Regions from separate parts of the Homo sapiens genome. Here region 1 is linked to region 2. The links are chromatin contacts, found by Hi-C or POLR2A ChIA-PET in ENCODE. All regions are on one chromosome and are shown on one strand. The core of a region is the stretch at or near the end of the contact, and the rest is flanking DNA. Distances in the headings are between cores, read along the strand shown.

What was found. Hi-C counts contacts between places; a loop is a spot of excess contacts on that map. ChIA-PET counts read pairs that join two places held with the same protein, here RNA polymerase II (POLR2A). Pooled maps may share reads with other maps.
Region 1: a pooled map shows a loop between it and region 2 (2.0-fold over the local background). The contact joins two enhancer-like sites. A Hi-C loop is called at or near these places in 6 of 50 pooled maps. POLR2A ChIA-PET finds 5 or more read pairs at or near these places in 2 of 52 experiments (PC-9 and activated CD8-positive, alpha-beta memory T cell).

What each region holds. Positions count from the first base shown.
Region 1 is chr5:96,653,311-96,659,382 of GRCh38, forward strand. It overlaps a transcript of CAST not described here. Among named protein-coding and RNA genes, the nearest start is that of CAST, 6.0 kb to the right of the region's middle. RefSeq lists an enhancer at 3,434-4,633. Within about 2 kb of position 3,946, at least 5 of the 41 ENCODE cell types and tissues checked have a DNase peak (open chromatin) inside an H3K27ac peak, as active enhancers do.
Region 2 is chr5:96,853,772-96,859,344 of GRCh38, forward strand. It overlaps a transcript of ERAP1 not described here. Among named protein-coding and RNA genes, the nearest start is that of ERAP2, 20 kb to the right of the region's middle. Within about 2 kb of position 1,934, at least 5 of the 41 ENCODE cell types and tissues checked have a DNase peak (open chromatin) inside an H3K27ac peak, as active enhancers do.

The DNA.
Region 1 (6,072 bases), core at 2,696-5,195, 200 kb before region 2:
TGCATAATAAATTCATAATAAATAAATGCTGTCTCATCTAGAGAGTTCTGGGAGACCTAGAAAAACAGATGATTAAAAGAGAACAATTGAGTTGTTGCTCCAGAAAGGGCAACAATTTGGAGAGGAAGTGTAGTTAGTAGACCTGGCTTTGGAATCTGGCTCTGCCACCTCCCAGCTGTGGATGAAGTCTTACCTTCTTAAAACACCCATCTCCTTCTCTGTAAAATAAGGGTACAAATAAAACCTCGTAACATTGCTGTGAAGGTTTATAAAATGCATATAAAGTCCTAGATTAGAGTAAGCAAAAGGTAAATCATAGATGAAATAAAAATTATTTAAAAGCTCTTTTCTTTTTCTTCTTTTCTCTCAGATCTTTATCTTGTATCTTAACCCAATATTTAGAAGACGAAGGAATATTTCATTTTGGCTTCTTTAGAAAGAAAAGAAAAAAGAATTTGGGGGCCAAAATAATTATCTTTAAGTATTTGAAAGACTGAAAAGCAAAATAAATAAATAAATAACTATGAGTCTTATTCTGTATTTTTCTAGTGGTAGTTTTAGTCTAATATTTGTTGTTTCCCCTTAAAAATACTACTTAATTTCCCCTTTTTCATTCTTGTTGCTTAACTATCCTTTTTTCCTTTTTCTTCTTCTTCCCCTCTCTCTTTTCTCTTCCCTTGTATCTCTCCTTTCTCCTTATCGTTTTCTTTTCTTTTCTTTTTTTTTTTTTTTGAGACGGAGTCTCACTCTGTTGCCCAGCTGGAGTGCAGTGGTGCGATCTCAGCTCACTGCAACCTGCGCCTCCCGGATTCAAGGAATTATCCTGCCTCAGCCTCCCAAGTAGCTGGGATTACAGGTGTGCACCACCATGCCTGGCTAAATTTTTTTGTATTTTTAGTAGAGACAGGATTTCACCATATTGGCCAAGCTGGTCTCAAACTCCTGACCTTTTGATTTGTCTGCCTCAGCCTCCCAAAGTGCTGGGATTACAGATGTGAGCCACCGCACCCGGCCCATTTTCTTTTTTCAATTCTTTTTCTTACCTTTCTTTCACTTTCACTACTTTCCTCATTTATGCTTCCTATATCTTTTTCTTAAGAAAACCAAACTGTGGAGTACATAATGAAAGCAAAAAAACCTCACGTGTAGTGTGCATAGCTACTGTATATTACCAGTTTCAAAAACAAAGCACTCTCTTTTTCTCCGATGTTATATTTTAATCTGAGAAGTAATATTTGCAGAGTTTTCAGTGGTTTGAAGGAAGTAAAATATAACACAAATATCTTCTAGACATACACAGCATAAGCTTTTACTTGACTACACTCAGATGTTATCAAGAGTAAGTTCATTAATAACTTGCTGTTATATCAAAATTGGAAAATGAAAAGTAAGAAAAAACAAAAAAGGGGCATCTGGATTTTCAAGAATATTGCAATACATTTGGAAGTGGAAGCTGAGCACACAAGAAGAGAACAAATAAAGACCATGTATATTTGTGTTAAATTTGGGGAGGGCTCACATGATAAAAGACCTTCATAGCTAGCTCAAAAGTTAAGACTTTCCTTTTATTATTTTTATTGTATACTATGTGTTTATTGCAAGAACCATTAAGAAATATAAGAAACATTAAGAAAACATAAACTGGGAAAATAAAACCAAAATAGAATTACCCAAATGCTCACATCTAGTTAATTTCTTGATGTATAGCTCTATCTTTAGCTCTACAATGTACATGCTATTTTATAAATACATTGTCCTTCTAAGAGGATACTGAATATTTTTCTGTGTCAATAAATATGGAATAGAAACCTTTCAAGACCTATAGGTGATCAGAAAAGGACAAAAAAGATGTGGGGCAGAGTGATGAGCAAGACCTGATGGTGGGTAAACATGTCCTGCTACTTGAAGAATGTGCAGGATTTAGATAACCAGATGGGAGATGTCTCTCGGAAGAACAGCAACATGGAAAAATGCAGGAAAGGGAAAGTGCATGCACGGGTCATGCATGGTCCAGTAGGGAGACCAGTGTGGCTGGGAAGCTGGCTTTCTGTGGATAAGAGGGAAAAGGCAGGGAGAAGGATAGACCCAGGCAAAGAGAAGCTTTAGAGTACCTATTCTTTATCTTCTCTGAAAACTGGACAAGAAGAAATGGATTTGAATGGCAGTCCGCAGTCAAATGCAGATGGCTCTCCACATAAAGAGAATTGTTACAAATGATCTGCAGTAGTGAATGAAAAACTGGGATTCCCCTCTAGAGAGCTTTAAAAAAGGACAGATGTCTGAGCTCAAATAAGGATCTACTGCAGATACTTGCAATGCATTTGCCTTATCTTAGCTCATCTTAGTAGTAGGCAATTTAACAATATATTCTGGCTTACTGTTTTTCAAACTGTGGGCACAATAGTTGGTTATGACATTTAGTGAGTCATCATCAACAGTTTAAAAAAGAAATTTGAATAAAGTAGAACAGAAGTTGAATATCAGAATATGCTGCCACTGTTAACATTCTCAAGAGCCTATTTGTGTAAATCGGGATTTTCAATCTTCAGCCAATTAAAACAACAAAAAAAATCTGGCTGAACAGTGCACCAGAAATGCAGGTAGCATTATCTTCATGTGTCTCAGACTGTAATAAACATGAACAGGCAAAGATAGCTGGAGCATTAAGTAAAATATTTCCTAATTTTTAGTTTTTATTGTTTGTTTTGGATTTGTTTCCACTTTGTGTTTACAGATGAATAAAACATAGTTCACATTATTCATTGTTTTTACCTGATCATAGATAATGAAGAATTGTTCCATGAAACTTCATGTTCAAATCATGTGCATTTATATGTACTAGTTGCAATGTAAAATGTATTTCTTACTGAGGACCACGGGGAAAAAAAGTTTGGAAAAATTACTGAGAACTTTACTTAAGAACAATTTGTATACTCTATGCATATTCTGCTTAGTTTCTGAATTGGTTGAGACTCTTGGTTAACAAATAACAGAAAAAGCAACTTGTACTGTTAAAACAAAAATGAGGGGAGATTATTTTGAAGGCTATAGCGTACGTCCCAGAACCAAAGCCTTTTGAGTGCAACTGGGCCTCACTAGAGAGTGCAGCTCATTAAGTGGAAGGTCGTAAGGAAGCTCAGCCCTCTTCTGTCTCCTCCTATCTCTGCTTCCCTGGCAGGCCTGTTCTTTCTTCCTGTGCGGGCTGACTTTCCGGGTCCTCAGTTTCCACAGTGAAGCCCAGGTCTACATGCTTCACGTTACGGTTTTTAGCACCCAGAAAGTTTTTTCCTCTATCTTCATCTTAATTTCATTACTCAGTCCCCACCTCCCAATGAGGAAAGAAAACCTGCCCGTTTGGGTCAGTTCAAGTCAGGTCTACCATTGGTCCAGTCAACTGTGGGCTGTGGAGAAGAGGGATAGAGCAATGGGGAGCCATGATGGGATCTGGAATTCTACTCCAAAGGAGGAACAGGGGTGAGCCGGGCAGATATTCCAAATGGCCCCTGGTGCATGCTCTTAACTCTTCTTTCTAGAAACTAGTGAATTCTTATATATTGATTCAAAGGAATCAAGATTCTGCATGTGCCCCAAATGACTTTGAGTATTAAATCCAAAGAGACACTTTTTCTTAATTAAAAAAAAACACTGTGGCTTGCAGGCAATTGAAGAACCTCTTAGAAATGGCACATTTCTTTATACAATAATCTGAGCTGGAAACAAATGCAGGGAAAGAAACAAAAATGAAAACAAACCTGACACCAATAAATATGTAATGTGAAGTGATCTGCAACAAGAAGGATCAAGACTATTTTATAATCAAACACCAAAGAGAGGTGACCTTAGGCGTACCTTGGAACATAAAAATCTTGCTTTGCAGGATGGCTTTATTTTCTGCCTTAAATCTAACCAAAGAGTTTGCAGTATTGTGTGGTTTGGGTGTGGCGGTAGAAGCCTGGGGTGAGTCACCATGATGACCAACTGTGGTTTCTTTTTTGCTATAGTGAAGAAATGTGGTTTGCTCAGTGTATCGTCCCAATCTACATGCCTTCTGGATAGGCTACAAGAAATACCTATTAATGGACAAAAGACAGGCTGAGGGAGGAAATGAAGTCTAGGCCTGGGAAAATTTAGATGACAATTTTTTGAGTGGGAGGGAGTAGGTTAGGATATATAGAAAGGAAAAGATAATTGATTCAAAATCTTCAATATGACAAGAATATGATAATTCTTATAATAAAAATTGATTCCTATGAATGACTTGGTCTAGATATATTCCAGACAGAAATAGCACATTAAAAAATTAATCTAGCTTTGGTAAATATTTGAAGCAAGCAGTTGGCTGTACAGATATTTGGGCTGCAAAAATTTCTATATAGAAAATTAATTCCATAAGATGGTGTTTGTGAGTGGGAGAAAAATGAAAGTTAGTGGAAAGTGGCAAGATTTCAAAAATATAACTTGATTTCCAGAGATACACTTGCTAGTCTGAAAATGTAATTTTGTAGGCCAGGCACGGTGGCTCACACCTGTAATCCTAGCACTTTGGGAGGCCGAGGCGAGTGGATCACATGAGGTCAGGAGTTCGAGACCAGCCTGGCCAACATGGCAAAACCTCATCTCTACTAAAAATACAAAAATTAGATGACCGTGGTGGTGGGCACCTGTAATCCCAGCTACTCAGGAGGCTGAGAGGCAGGAGAATCACTTGAACCCAGGAGGTGGAGGTTGCGGTGAGCCGAGATCATGCCACTGCACTCCAGCCTGGACAACAGAGCGAGAGTCCATCTGAAAAAAAAAAATGTAATTTTGTGACTCAGTTTTCTGTGTTGCCTCCAGATCTGAGGGGCCATGACGAACTTGCACCTATCCCAGGACAGGAACACGGGAGTACTTTGGGTTTAGTAAGTTCATTACCATGCACACATCATCCCAAATTTGGTTTCTTGTTGCCTAACAAATGTTAAAGTTATTTCAAATAACCAGCCACTCTATCAGCACATACACAAAAGAAGCAAACCAAAAAGAAAAAAAAAAGGAAATGGAAAAATGGAAAAAGCACCCATTATTGGGAATGAGTACATCAGCGTGAATTCTGGCTGCCAGCTCAGGTATGTGGGTCTGGATTAGAGCTTTCCTAGGGTACTGCTCAGCTGTGGCTCATTTTATGGTCTACAGAATGTCTGGAATGCTGGTTGAATGGAAACAGATCTATAACATTCATTGATTGGACAGGAGGTTGCTTCTTACTGGGGATCCAACAAAAACTGCTTTGCCCCTGTCCAAAGAACATTCAGGGGTTTTGAAATTTTTAACTATTAATAATAAATGCAATTTAATAATTGCAACCAGCATTTATTTGCACAATTATCATACATGAGGCACTGTGCCAAATGCTTTAATACACTGCCTTATTCCATCATCAGAATAACCCTAGGATGTAGGTACTCAGCTTTATCATCCACAGGTAACAGGTTAGGGAACTGATATTCAAAGTGATTAAGTAATTTGCTTGAGGTATGCAGTCCATAAGTGGCAGAGCTGGGATTTAAACATAGTTGTGTGGATCTAAAACTCTTATGCTTTACCCACTATGATGTATTGCCAAAATATGGCAATCTCCAGCAAATGCGATGTGGTATCTACCTGGATGTTTCTTTGGCTCTGTTTTTTATTTCTTTATAGGATTCTCTTTCAAGTATATATTTATATGCAAATCGATTCCTAGGTAGAACAGCCAGTTGGTGGAGCAGTCAAAACACACACAACATTTATCAATTAAATTCTCTGTCTTCTATGGGTGCACTATGTGGTGCCCCAAAATAATTACAATAGCAACATCAAAGATCTCTGATCACATATCACGTAACAGATATAATGAAAAAGGTTGAGGTGTTGCAAGAATTACCAAAATGTGGGTAGACATGAGGTGAACACACATGCTGTTGGAAAAATGGTGCTGACAGACATGCTCGAGGCACGGTTGCCACAAGCCTTCATTTTGTAAAAAACACAGTATCTGTGAAATGCAATAAAGCAAAGAGCAATAAAATGAGGTATGCCTGTATTTACTTG
Region 2 (5,573 bases), core at 684-3,183:
TTTTGTGAGCGAGTACCTAAGGTAGTAGAAGACACAGTTACAAGTATGATCAATCAACCTTAGGCTATTTAAAAGTTCTAAAAAAAAAAAAAGAAGCATGAGGACTTTTCTGCACCTTAGAAAAGTGAACAAAATAATACATGCTCTTAACAGTGATAGCAATTGCATTTGTGCCCACAGAGGAAGAAACATTCATTTATAAAGGACAGGTAAAAGATGGGTTTTGAAAGATGTCACCTCAGTGAAAGAAATCTGTGAATGCAGCCATTTCTGACTTTGTTCTGAGTCAAATAACCTTGTTCTAACCATTGCCTTCCCTCCCAAATCTTGAATAAACACAAACACACACACACACAGCTATGTTATCGAGCTAATTACTTTAGTTTCCTTATCTATAAAATATGGATAATAGTATCAACCTCCTAAATCTCTTATGAGAATCAAATGAGATGATCATGCAAAGACACCACTTAGCAGTGTCTATCTGGCAAATGTCATTATGAGACTGCAGTCAATGTTGCAAATTAGTACTATGTTTATGATTCAATAGATACCTCAAGTATGTAAACATACTTGAACTGGTCTGCAGTCCATAATTTAACTTGGATGTATAAATGAATCACTTTGAGCAGGTCTATGCACTCAAATCATTGAAGGCCAATGTGAAAAAACAAACAAACAACAAAAAAAAAACCTCTGAGCACTCTTAATTTTTATTTTTGTCTTATTTGTTCAAATGCCAAGTATAGGCATCTTACAATGATACCATGTGTGTCCCCAGAAAACTTCACATTTTGGAAAAATTGCACACTAAAAATAATAGGGTCTTTGGGAAAAATGCATTAATAATAAGATATTTAAATCCAATACAGGTTTGAAATCAAGACTCTAACACAAACAGTTAGAATCCTAATAAGAAATTATGCTATTATGGTTCAATTTCCATGGGCATTTGCCATAAAATTTCAGTCATTCCAACCCTTGTGGCCTTTTACCATGGAGTCATGCTTTATTTTTCTTTTAAAATGAATGTCCTTGAAACAGTCACTTCTATAGAAAGAAGTTTAACCAAAACTTAAAATACTATCCAAGGGTAGCCTTTTTAATCATTAATTTTCTTTTTAACATGAGAGAAATATCTTCAGGCTTCATCTTTTCTTGAAACTCCCCAAAGAGCTTAACATATAGAAAATCTAGCAGTTTTTCAAACCACTAAATAAGTCACATTTTACACAAATGAAAGGCATTTCTGCAGATTATATAGGTTTTATCTTAAAGTCTTAATATATTATGAAGTTTTTTCTCTATTAGTAAGAAAGCTTGACTATAATGGGTTTAAAACATTAGCATGTTGGGGGAAATTGCATAAACCCACATAACTTCCACTGACCTCAGCCTCCTCTTTACCAGTCATGGTAGAGATAATTAACATTAAAGAAACACATTATGGGAGAACAGACTATGATTGCATCATTATTATAATGACAACAAATGTAACCCTTATTTCCTATTAAAAAACACTTTCGATTAATGATAAGGAATGTTCTAAAAGACTAGATTGTTGCAGAGTTGAATAAATATCCATGAAATTGAGCTCTAAGAATGTAAACAGAGATTCTGTTGAAACTACTTTCACAGGATACATTGTCTATATCTCACACTGGAGACAATTTTGTAGCAGAAAAACTTTGGAGAAAAGAAAAAAAACCCAGGTGGGTGGGCAGCAGTGGAACCAGATGAACATTCTCTGTGGAGCTTCACCAGCGATTGCATAGAACTCTGTGATTTTACAGTGAAGACTGTCTGTTCCTTTCCATGACTTACAGAAACCAGGAACTTTGCTCCAAAGAAAAGGGCGATGGCATTTTGAAAACTAGCTAACCGTCAGAGGCAATTGCAGCGGAACTTTGGCCACCGTTGGATCATTTCCACTTCTCTCCCACTTACTTGACAGCCTGAGTCATTTTTAGATCTGATTTCACAGTCAAGAGTGAATCTGAGTCCCAAGACATCTCCCTGTTGGTCTTGTAGGTAAAAGGGAATAGAAAGATGTAGGAGAAGGGAATTTTCAGTTCTCAAATAATTTATGCAAGTATATACACACATACACATGCACACACATATGTGTATGTGTGAGCCTTGTTAACTGCAATGTTGGGAATGACTGTGTGTGGCCACGACCAAATTGCTGGGACACACAGAAGAAAGATTATTCTCTTTTAGTCACATGCAATAGTCGATCTTTCCTATAAATATATTTTGAGCAGGCCGGACACAGTGGCTCATGTCTGTAATCCCACCCCTTTAGGGAGGCCCAGGCGGGCAGATTATGAGGTCAGGACTTCGAGACCAGCCTGGCTAACGTGGTGAAACCCCGTCTGTATTAAAAATACAAAAATTAGCTGGACGTGGTGGCAGATGCCTGTAATCCTAGCTACTCGGGAGGCTGAGGCAGGAGAATTATTTGAACCCGGGAGGCGGAGATTGCAGTGAGCCAAGATTGCACCATTGCACTCCAGCCTGGGTGACAGGGTGAGACTCCGTCTCAAAAAAAAAAAAAAAAAAAAAAAAAAAAAAAATATATATATATATATAGAGAGAGAGAGAGAGAGAGAGAGAGAGAGCAAATACTTGACTATTAGTTTGAAAGGAACAAATTATTTGCATTTTTGAGATATAAGTATGTTTTAGTACAATGCTGTTTGAGCTATTTGACACCAACCTCTGCTTTCCTTCCAGCAAATTCAAACCCTACGTCGTATCTTGGCAGTCATCCTGTCCTTAAGAACATTTATGGAGCTAGAGCTAGTTCACTGTTCTCAGTAATTACTTATATCAATTCTCCTGCTGTTTCTGGCTGCTTCTGCTCTGGCTTTGGGTCCTCATCCCATTAACTGGCCTTTGGCCATAGATCCCTGACTGGCCCCTGCAATTATGCTCAGTTCATTTTCCTTCTCCCTACTTACGGCATAGTTGTCACTGGGTCTCTGTTTTCACTGGTCTCTCCCACTTGATACCATATCAAATTGGCACTGTTGGCTTTCTGATCCAAATATCAATATTTTACGCATTTCACTTTTCTGCTGGTTCTCTGTCTGCTCCCTCTTATTGGACTTTGTGGGCACAGACCACCCACTTATCCCCTTCTTCTCTTCTCCAGATCCCTGGTGCCTGTCTGGCTTTCTGCATCCTGATGCCCTCAGTTGGGCTCCTACCTCAGAGCCTCATCTTTGTAGACCTTTCAAGTTCATGCCTCACCACAGTCATTCCACTGAACTACTCCCCTGGCTGTTCCCCCAGATGTCTCCTATACTTTCTTCTGCCTCTGCCCTCTGCATCTGCTCTTCTCTTTGCTTAGGATGTGACCTCCACTCTTTGCCAGGCTAACTGCTTCTCATCTTTCAGGACTCAGCATCAATGCCACTTCTTCAAAGAAGCCTTCCCTGATCTCCCAGGGCCAGGTTAGGTTAGCATCCTATGTGCTCTTAAAGCTTCTTACCTTGTCTTACTCCTAGCACACACATGTCACACTGGGTTATTGTTGCCTTTTTGTTTGACTGTTTCCCCTAGTTAAGTGAAGTACTTAAGAAGTGATCATCTTGAAGGAAAGAACTTCATCTTGTGATAATTTTATCCTCAGCATCTAGAACAAGGCCTTGCCCATAGAAAACTCTCAGTACTTTTGTGTGATGAAATACAAAACTAAAAATTAATAAAAATTAATAAAAAAATAAAAAGCTAAAAATAAAAAACTACAAATGCAACCACATAAAGCATGGGTATTATCATCAATCCCATTTTAAAGATAAGGAAACTGAGCATGGAGAAATTAAGTGACTTTCCGAAGGTTACATAGCCAAGAAATACAGATGTGAGTTTCAAATCTAGGCAGTCTGCCTCCAGAGCCTATATGCTGAATTGCTACTCTATAATCTATGCCTCTTGCTTTTGAGTTAGGGATAGAACCATAGCCATCATAAAGGATCACTTCTCATTAACTTTCAAAATAACCTTAAATTTAAAAGCTACAGATTGGGTGAGAAAACCTGTTTTGTATTCAGGCTTTTCTAACTCTGACTGAGCATACATATTTTGTGTTCAGCCCTTTATGGCAGATCCTAGGGGCAGGGTAGAGGGTAAGAAAGAAAAGAAATAGGGTCAGAGGGAAAATACCAAGGATCATGTGCAAAGGATAAAATGAAGATCAAGTTTTCAAAATATGTTCCAAATGGGTCATATAGCAAGGGCAGTGGCAGGGACCTGAGAAAGCAAGCTCAATGAACAGCAGCTTGCAGGGGCAAAGAGGCTGAACCGTGGATTCTACCAGCATGGTTTTGCTGTTAAGCCACAATGGGAGATAATTTTGTATCTGATTAATTTGGTTACAGCAAACATTGAGTCACTGTTGACAATTGTAAATTATTCTTCTCCTCCTTGTTCTTCTTCTTTTTTTTTTTTTTTTTGATGGAGTTTCGCTCTGTTGCCCAGGCTAGAGTGCAGTGGCGCTATCTTGGCTCACTCCAACCTCCGCTTCCTGGGTTCAAGTCATTCTCCTGCCTCAGCTTCCCGAATAGCTGGGATTACAGGTGCCCGTCACCATACCCACCTAATTTTTGTATTTTTAGTAGAGACAGAGTTTCACCATGTTGGCCAGGCCTCAAGTGATCTGCCTGCCTTGGCCTCCCAAAGTGCTGGAATTACAGGTGTGAGCCACCATGCCTGGCCAATTGTAAATTATTCTTCACTTTAATTGTGCCCGATAACCTTGAACTAATTACTTGGTGATTAATGACAGCCATTCAACTTGGGGATTTATGCCAAAGAATACTGAATGTGTCTAAGATTTCTCTGAGCCCTAAATTTGGGTGACAGTATTTGTCTTCATTACTGAAGTTAGAGTGCATGACAATGCCCTCCACCCCATCAGCATTGCACCTGTTATACCTGCTGCCTTTATAGAGCCCAGAGAAGTCCCCAGGTTAGATTAATCATGGTATGTAAATAGATAGTTACTGTAGCTAAAATGTCATGTCCAGAATAGAAGCCCAGCAAAGGAATAAAAGTGAGAAAAAGGAAGAGGAACAGTGTGGAACATCAGCAAGTCATTCTCATCACTTTAAAACTTCCCTGTGTTCTTGATTCACAGGCAAACACAAATCCAACAACATCACAAAACAGTTCCAAGAACCCTGGCTCTGAAGATTACTCCTTCAAAGCATGATATTGGTTGCTACAATTCCAAAAGAAAAAGATGAAGCTTATGTTAGACCAAGGCCCTGCCACATGCATACACACACACACACACACACACACACACACACACACACACACACACTGAACAACAGACATGTTCTATTCCTTTCCATGCCCCTAAGTAATTAGCACAAGGCCTTCGTTTGTTAGTTGTCTGTGCAGTTTGTTGAATTGGGTCTCTGGGCGACACAGGAGTGTCCTTCTTGTCCATCCTGGTCTGTACTTGGGGCTGTCAATGGAAAGCCTTCCTTCCACACTGCCAAAAAACCCCCCTGGAAAACAGAGTCCAAACACAGCAGGGGGCCACATTCACCTTCGTG